Linked DNA regions of Homo sapiens: region 1 is linked to region 2. Evidence: chromatin contacts called from ENCODE Hi-C or POLR2A ChIA-PET data. All regions are on one chromosome and are shown on one strand. The core of a region is the stretch at or near the end of the contact, and the rest is flanking DNA. Distances in the headings are between cores, read along the strand shown.

Region 1 (3,976 bases), core at 479-2,978, 270 kb after region 2:
AGGAGTTCAAGACTAGCCTGAGCAACACTGGGAGACTCTATCTCTACAGAAAAATTTTTAAAAATTAGCCAGGGGTGGCCAGGCACGGTGGCCCACGCCTGTAATCCCAGCACTTTGGGAGGCCGAGGTGGGCGGATCACGAGGTCAGGAGATCGAGACCATCCTGGCTAACACGATGAAACCTCGTCTCTACTAAAAATACAAAAAATCAGCCAGGCGTGGTGGCGGGCGCCTGTAGTCCCAGCTACTCGGGAGGCTGAGGCAAGAGAATGGTGTGAACCTGGGAGACAGAGCTTGCAGTGAGTCGAGATCGCGCCATTGCACTCCAACCTGGGCAACAGAACGAGACTCCGTCTCAAAAAAAAAAAAAAAAATTAGCCAGGGGTGGTGGCATGTGCCTATAGTCCTAGCTACTCAGGTGGCTGAGGCAGGAGACTTGCTTAAGCCTCGGCAGTTGAGACTGCAGTGAGCCATGATCAGGCCACTGCACTGTAGTCTGGATGACAGAGCAAGACCCTGTCTCAACAACAACAACCAAAATCTGTTTGGGCCTCGCAAGGTTAGAGAAAAAAAATTAAAAAATAAAATAAAATAAAATATTTTCCTGTAGTCTCAGCTACTTGGGAGGCTGAGGCAGGAGGATCACTTGAGCTAAGGAGTTTCAGGCCAGCCTGGGCAACATAGAGAGAACTTGTCTCTATAAAAAGTTAACTGATTACTTTTTAAAACAAAGAGGTTTTTTTTCAGCCTTATTGAGGTATAATAGACATATACAAAACCATGCAAATTTTAAGCGTACAATCTGATGAGTTTTCACACCTGTGAAGCCACTATTACAGTTAAGATACTGAATTTATCCACAGCTCCAAAAAATGTCTTCCTGCCTGAGGTGGTGGCTCACGCCTGTAATCCCAGCATTTGGGAGGCTGAGGCGGGAGGATCTCATGAAGCCAGGAGTTTGAGACCAGCCTAGACAACATAGCGAGACCCCTTATCTACAAATAAAATTTAAAAAATTAACCAGGCATGGTGGCTCCTGTCTGCGGTCTCAGCTACTCTGGAGGCTGAGGTTGGAGGATCAGAGTTGGAGGCTGCAGTGAGCTATGAAAGCGCCACTGCACTCCAGTCTGGACAACAGAGCCAGATGCTGTCTCGACAAAACAAACACTGAAAAAAACTTTCCTGGAGCACTTCATTCATCCCTCCCTCCCGCGCCTGCCTACCCCTGGATTTTTTTTCCCTGAGCATAATTCTCATGAAGATTCGTCTATGTTGTTGCGTGTATTCCAGCCCTATTTTGCACATGAGGAAACTGAGGCACAGAGAGGCGTGGCTTGCCCCGGAGGTCACACTAGTCGATTTGGTCCCAGGCCAGGGCGGGTTCTGGGTCGGCAGCCCGCGCAGGTGCACTCGGGAGGCGGGGCGGGCGCTGCAGGTGCGCAGTCAGTCTCACCTGGGCGCCTGCCAGGAGGTCAGTCCTGGGCCCTGGGGGGCAGGACTAGGGGCGGGGCCAGGGGCAGGGGTTCCCCAGCTCTGCTGCCTCCGATAAGGGCCTGAAGGGGCTGTCGCGCTCCTGGCGGTGTGATAAGGAGGGCGGGGGGAGGCCGCGGGAAGGCGTCGGGGTTTGAGGTCCCCGCCTGGCGACCCGGGATCGGGGCAGGAAAGGCGGCTGGGCGGGGAGAGGGCGGGGCGGGGCGTCTGGCTTGGCCACGCCCACCGTCATCCGGGGTCCTGGCCCGCTAAGATGGCGATGGCTGCGGTAGCAGCGGCGGCGGCTGTTGCCTGGCCCGGTACCCTGGGGACGGGGGCCGAGTAGCGCCTTCCCCGGGCCCCGTGAACCGGCTGCGGGTCGCCCTTGGGGGGCAGCGGCCGCAGCCCCCCACCTGGGCCCTCGGTCCGCCCTCCCGGCGCGTCCATGAACTCAGTGTCGCCGGCCGCCGCGCAGTACCGGAGCAGCAGCCCGGAGGACGCGCGCCGCCGGCCCGAGGCCCGCAGGCCGCGGGGTCCCAGAGGCCCAGACCCCAACGGCCTGGGGCCTTCCGGAGCCAGCGGCCCCGCTCTTGGCTCTCCCGGGGCTGGCCCGAGTGAGCCGGACGAAGTGGACAAGTTCAAGGCCAAGTTCCTGACAGCCTGGAACAACGTCAAGTACGGTGAGGAGGGGGCCCGGAGATCGTGGGGGTGTCGGGGGCCGTTGAGGAAAACCAGACCCCGGTCCTGCCAGTTATCCCACCCTTGTTCCCGTCCTGAGTCACCTGTGGGTCCCCTCCCTGCCCGGCCCAGGGTGGACCTGTGGCAGGTCCAATAGTGTTTTCAAGCCCCGCCCATTCCCCTGTGTGACCTTGGGCAAGATCCTTTGCTTCCTGGCGCCTCCGTTTTTGCCCCTCTCTGTAAAATGGGTACAATAATCAGAACTACCTTCCTTCATCCTGAATTGATGGTGGACACTCCTGTAGCTGTCACTGGGGGCCCCACCTCCGACGGAATCCCCGGAGCCACCCCGGAGATAGGAACTAGGATCGTGCCCATTTCACAGATGGGGGAATGGAAGCGCTGTTGCTGTCATGCAAGTGCTTCATCTCGCTGGGCGCTGCCCCTACGTCTCCCCAGGTTGGGTGGTTAAAAGCCGGACCAGCTTTAGCAAGATCTCCAGCATCCACCTCTGTGGCCGCCGCTACCGTTTCGAGGGCGAGGGTGAGCTGGTGGTTGGGACCAGGGCTGGGGGAGGCCTCTCCACGCCCGCCGGAGTGTCCCTGGTGGCAGCTGACAGACCCGCTCTTGTAGGTGACATACAGCGTTTCCAGCGGGACTTTGTGTCCCGCCTGTGGCTCACATACCGCCGGGACTTCCCGCCCCTTCCTGGGGGCTGCCTGACCTCGGACTGTGGCTGGGGGTGCATGTTACGCAGCGGCCAGATGATGCTGGCACAGGGCCTTCTGCTGCATTTCCTGCCCAGAGGTGAGCCATAGGGGGGAAGGGGTGCACTAGGAGTACAGGGTCAACTGCCATATCAGCAGTATTAGAATTACTTACCAACTAAGAGTTCAAAGTCACGTTAGAATTGTGTGTCAAGTAAGTTTTGGAGAGATGAGAGTTGTTTATAAGAGTTTCAGCCGGGGTTGGAAACGGTGGCTCATGCCTGTAATCCTAGCACTTTGGGAGGCTGAGGCGGATGGATCCCTTGCGGTCAGGAGTTCAAGACCAGCCTGGCCAATATGATGAAACCCCATCTCTACTAAAAATACAAAAATTAGCCGGTTGTGGTGGCACACGCCTGTAATCCCAGCTACTCCCGAGGCTGAGGTGGGAGAATCTCTTGAACCCAGGAGGCGGAGGTTACAGCAAGCCAAGATCGCACCACTGCACTCCAGCCTGGGCAACAGAGGGAGACTCTGTGTCAAAAATAAAAATAAAAAAAAGTTTCACCAGGCACGGTGGCTCATGCCTGTAATCCCAGCACTTTGGGAGGCTGAGGCTGGTGGATCATGAGGTCAGGAGTTCAAGACCAGCCTGGCCAAGATGGTGAAACCCCATCTCTACTAAAAATACAAAAATTAGCTGGGTGTGGTGGCAGGCACCTGTAATTTGGCAAGGTAAAGCAGAGAATTGCTTGAACCGGGGAGGCGGAGGTTGCAGTGAGCCGAGATCCGTGCCACTGCACTCCAGCCTGGGTGGCAGAGCGAGACTCAGTCTCAAAAAAAAAAAAAGAGTTTTGGCTGGGCACTGTGCTGCATGCTTGTAATCCCAGCTACCTGGGAGGCTGAGGTGGGAAGATTGCTCGTGCCCAGGTGTTCAAGTCTGCAGTGAACTATGATCCTGCCACTGCACTCCAACCCGAGTGACAGAATGAGACTCCAACAATAACAGGTCGAGTGTGGTGGCTCATGCCTGTAATCCCAGCACATTAGGAGGCTGAGGCAGGAGGATCGCTTGAGCATAGGCATTCGACACCAGCCTAGGCCACATGACAAGGCTCCTG
Region 2 (4,258 bases), core at 821-3,320:
AACAAAGTCCTCCTCAGGTGACAGGAACTTGCACCTATCTGCCCTGTCATCTCCCTGCCCGCTCCTCTCCTCGAATCTCTCCTTTGCTAAGCCTGCTCCAGCCACACTGTTCTCCTGGCTGTTCCTTTTTTTTTTTTTTTTTTTTTTTTTTTGAGTCTCACTCTCACCCAGGCTGGAGTGCAGTGCCTCTATCTTGGCTCACTGCAACCTCCGCCTGCCGGGTTCAAGAGATTCTCCTGCATCAGCCTCCCAAGTAGGTGGAATTACAGGTGTGCACCACCACACCCGGCTAATTTTTGTATTTTGCATAGAGATGGGGGTCTCCCTATGTTGCCCAGGCTGGTCTTGAACTCCTGGGCTCAAGTGATCCTCCCATCTCGGCCTCCCAAAATGCTGGGATTACAGGTGGGAGCCGCGCCCAGGTGGATTTTTGTCTGACTCTGTTCATTCCTGTGTCCCCAGTACCTGGAAGGACGCCAAGCACACAGTAGGCGCTTAAAAAACATTGAGCCACATGTTGAGAAAAGAACGGCACCATTGTGGCTGCAAGTGGGACTTGGGCCGCGCGGGGGAGCTCGCGCACCTCGGGCCGGGGCAAGAGCTCAGTGGAACCCGCCCGAGGAAGAACCCGTGGCGCAGGATTTTCCCAGGCCTTCTGAGGACCAGGGGCGTCCCCCGTCCCACCCTGTGACTTTGCTCAGGCCGTTCCGGGGCGGGAATTCAGAACTCCTCAGCCCCCCAAGAAAAAAATATCCCCGTGGAAATTCCTTGGGAATGACCGAGGCGGGGGAAATATGCGTCTCTGGATGGCCAGTGACTCGCAGCCCCCTTCCCCGATAGGAAGGGCCTGCGCGTCCGGGGACCCTTCGCTTCCCCTTCTGCTGCGCGACCTCCCTGGCCCCTCGGAGATCTCCATGGCGACGCCGCGCGCGCCCCACAACAGGAAAGCCTTAGGCGGCGCGGCTTGGTGCTCGGAGACTTAAGAGTACCCAGCCTCGACGTGGTGGATGTCGAGTCTTGGGGTCACACGCACAGGCGGTGGCCAAGCAAACACCCGCTCATATTTAGTGCATGAGCCTGGGTTCGAGTTGCCGGAGCCTCGCGCGTAGGGCAGGGGTTCGAGCGCCCCTTCTCCCTGCCTCGCCTCTGCGCCTGGGGGCTGCTGCCTCAGTTTCCCAGCGACAGGCAGGGATTTCGAGCGTCCCCCTCCCCTCCCTCGTCAAGATCCAAGCTAGCTGCCTCAGTTTCCCCGCGGAGCCTGGGACGCCAGCGGAGGGGCTCGGCGCGTAGGGATCACGCAGCTTCCTTCCTTTTTCTGGGAGCTGTAAAGACGCCTCCGCGGCCAAGGCCGAAAGGGGAAGCGAGGAGGCCGCCGGGGTGAGTGCCCTCGGGTGTAGAGAGAGGACGCCGATTTCCCCGGACGTGGTGAGACCGCGCTTCGTCACTCCCACGGTTAGCGGTCGCCGGGAGGTGCCTGGCTCTGCTCTGGCCGCTTCTCGAGAAATGCCCGTGTCAGCTAGGTGTGGACGTGACCTAGGGGGAGGGGCATCCCTCAGTGGAGGGAGCCCGGGGAGGATTCCTGGGCCCCCACCCAGGCAGGGGGCTCATCCACTCGATTAAAGAGGCCTGCGTAAGCTGGAGAGGGAGGACTTGAGTTCGGACCCCCTCGCAGCCTGGAGTCTCAGTTTACCGCTTTGTGAAATGGACACAATAACAGTCTCCACTCTCCGGGGAAGTTGGCAGTATTTAAAAGTACTTAATAAACCGCTTAGCGCGGTGTAGACCGTGATTCAAGCTTAGCCTGGCCGGGAAACGGGAGGCGTGGAGGCCGGGAGCAGCCCCCGGGGTCATCGCCCTGCCACCGCCGCCCGATTGCTTTAGCTTGGAAATTCCGGAGCTGAAGCGGCCAGCGAGGGAGGATGACCCTCTCGGCCCGGGCACCCTGTCAGTCCGGAAATAACTGCAGCATTTGTTCCGGAGGGGAAGGCGCGAGGTTTCCGGGAAAGCAGCACCGCCCCTTGGCCCCCAGGTGGCTAGCGCTATAAAGGATCACGCGCCCCAGTCGACGCTGAGCTCCTCTGCTACTCAGAGTTGCAACCTCAGCCTCGCTATGGCTCCCAGCAGCCCCCGGCCCGCGCTGCCCGCACTCCTGGTCCTGCTCGGGGCTCTGTTCCCAGGTGAGTCGGGGTGGGGATTGCCGTCGGGCCAGTTCTCCGAAGCCCCGGGAGGACCGGCTCCCGGGTCAGGTCATGCATGCTTAGGTAGCTGTTTATGGGAAGGAGGGGCTAGAGACAGCGATTGAAAGGCAACAGCCAGTAGGTTCGAATCCAGACCCTGCATACCTCCACGTGTGGCCTTGGGCTATAGATTGCAGCTTTAAAAAAGGGTAGGGGGTTGGAGATGGAGGGGAGGGGCGGGCCTCGTTTTGTTGCCCAGGCCGGTCTTGAACTCCGGGGGTCTAGCCTTACCTCCTGCCTCAGCCTCCCGAGTAGCTGGGATGAGAGGTGTGAACCACCGCCTTGCTTGGCTAGATTGCGTCTCTTACAGTTTCTCAGCTGTAAAACGGGAAACGTTATAGCGGCCACCTGGCAGGGTATCTTGGCCCAGCGCAGCACCTGGCCCCAGGACTCGATCATGATGGTTTGGGAACTTGGCTCTGTGCCAACCCAACAAGGCTTAAGGGACCCCCACCCCCCTCAAGATGTATATTCTGTTCCTCATCCTCTCTGCCCCTGGGGAAGTCCAGGGCTGCTTCTACTTGGGGGAATTCCAGAGCTGACTTATCCGTGGCCCAAAGCTGAGAAGTGGGACGCCCCAGCACACCCTCCCCCAGCTCCAGCCCAGCTAGGGAAGAGGGAAGGGGTCAGAGGGTCTTTCATGGTGGTGTAAGTTTGGGGAACCAGGAGGGTGGGAGATTGACAGCTTGGTTAACAGCTCAACAAAGCCTGAGATCCAGGCCAGCACGGTAGTTCATGCCAGTAATCCCAACACTTTAGGAGCCCCAGGCGGGCGAATCACTTAAGGTCAGGAGTTTGAGACCAGCCTGGCCAACATGGCAACATCCCGTCTCTACTAAAAATACAAAAATTAGCTGGCATGGTGGTGGGCGCCTGTGATCCCAGCTGCTCGGGAGGCTGAGGGAGGAAAATCCCTTAAGCCCACGAGGCTGAGGTTGCAGTGAACCAAGATTGTGCCACTGCACTCCAGCCTGGGAGACATAGCGAGATTCTGTCTCAAAAAACAAAGCGTTCTGATCCGGACTCAGACCCAGATCGCACTGCTTTCTAGCTGAGTAACCATTTCTCTCTATGAAATGGGAATGGTCCCAGAATCTCCCTTGGAGAATGTATGGAGCCAGTGTCCTCACACCCCCATCCAAGATAGAACAAATCTGAGACAGGAATCTTTGAGTGAGGCAGTGCTGGGCTCAGACATTTTTTCCCACCTTCGGAGGCAGCAGAATCTGAGGGACCTGATCCAAATAAGCCCCTTCTTTCTTTCTTTTCTTTTCTTTTTTTTTTTTTTTTTTTTTTGAGACGGAGTCTCACTCTGTCGCCCAGGCTGGAGTGCAGTGGCGTGATCTCGGCTCACTGCAACCTCTGCCTCCCAGGTTCAAACGATTCTCCTGCCTCAGCCTCCCTGAGTAGCTGGGACTACAGGCATGTGCCATCACACCCGGCTAATCACTGTGTTAGCCAGGATGGTCTCGATTTCCTGACCTCATGATCTGCCCACCCTGCCTCCCAAAGTGCTGGGATTACATGCGTGAGCCACAGTGCCCACCCCGTAAGCCCCTTCTTTCTTACCTGCAAGGTAGCCAGTTGCTACCCATCCTGTGCTGAGTTACTTGTATTAGCAAGGGATGGGGTGGCTATACTCACCCACCTTACAGATGGGGAAATTGAGGCCCAAAGAGGGGGAAACTACGTGTCTCAGGGAGTGAGGAGCCAGTCTGATTCCTGGAGGGCTGACTGTCTCCACCTGACTTCTTAGGAGGGAGGAGGGCACCAACTTCACATTAAAATCTGGTTGGACACAGTGGCTCACACCTGTAATCCTGGCATTTTGGGAGGCTTAGGCGGGAGGATCACTTGAGGCCAGGAGTTTGAGACCAGCCTTAGCAACATAGTGAGACCCCATCTCTACAAAAATGTTTTTCAGGGCCAGGCGCGGTGGCTCACACCTATAATCCCAGCACTTTGGGAGGCTGAGGCGGGCGGATTACCTGAGGTCAGGAGTTTGAGACCAGCCTGACCAA

What was found. A loop is a pair of places that touch in the nucleus more often than their neighbours do. ChIA-PET counts read pairs that join two places held with the same protein, here RNA polymerase II (POLR2A). Pooled maps may share reads with other maps.
Region 1: a pooled map shows a loop between it and region 2 (3-fold over the local background). The contact joins the promoter of ATG4D here to the promoter of ICAM1 in region 2. A Hi-C loop is called at or near these places in 2 of 50 pooled maps. POLR2A ChIA-PET finds 5 or more read pairs at or near these places in 11 of 52 experiments (AG04450, MCF 10A, Panc1 and 6 more).

Annotation. Positions count from the first base shown.
Region 1 is chr19:10,542,176-10,546,151 of GRCh38, forward strand. It overlaps ATG4D (autophagy related 4D cysteine peptidase), which reads left to right and starts at 1,729. Exons shown (of 10, transcript NM_032885.6): 1 at 1,729-2,150; 2 at 2,608-2,691; 3 at 2,782-2,955. The coding sequence starts at 1,916. RefSeq lists silencers at 1,445-1,494, 1,505-1,844, 1,895-2,074 and an enhancer at 2,120-2,715.
Region 2 is chr19:10,269,050-10,273,307 of GRCh38, forward strand. ICAM1 (intercellular adhesion molecule 1) reads left to right here and starts at 2,071. Exons shown (of 7, transcript NM_000201.3): 1 at 2,071-2,177. The coding sequence starts at 2,111. All of the region lies in intron 1 of LIMASI (lncRNA inflammatory and mucous response associated, antisense to ICAM1), which reads right to left. RefSeq lists enhancers at 1,633-1,722, 2,633-2,872.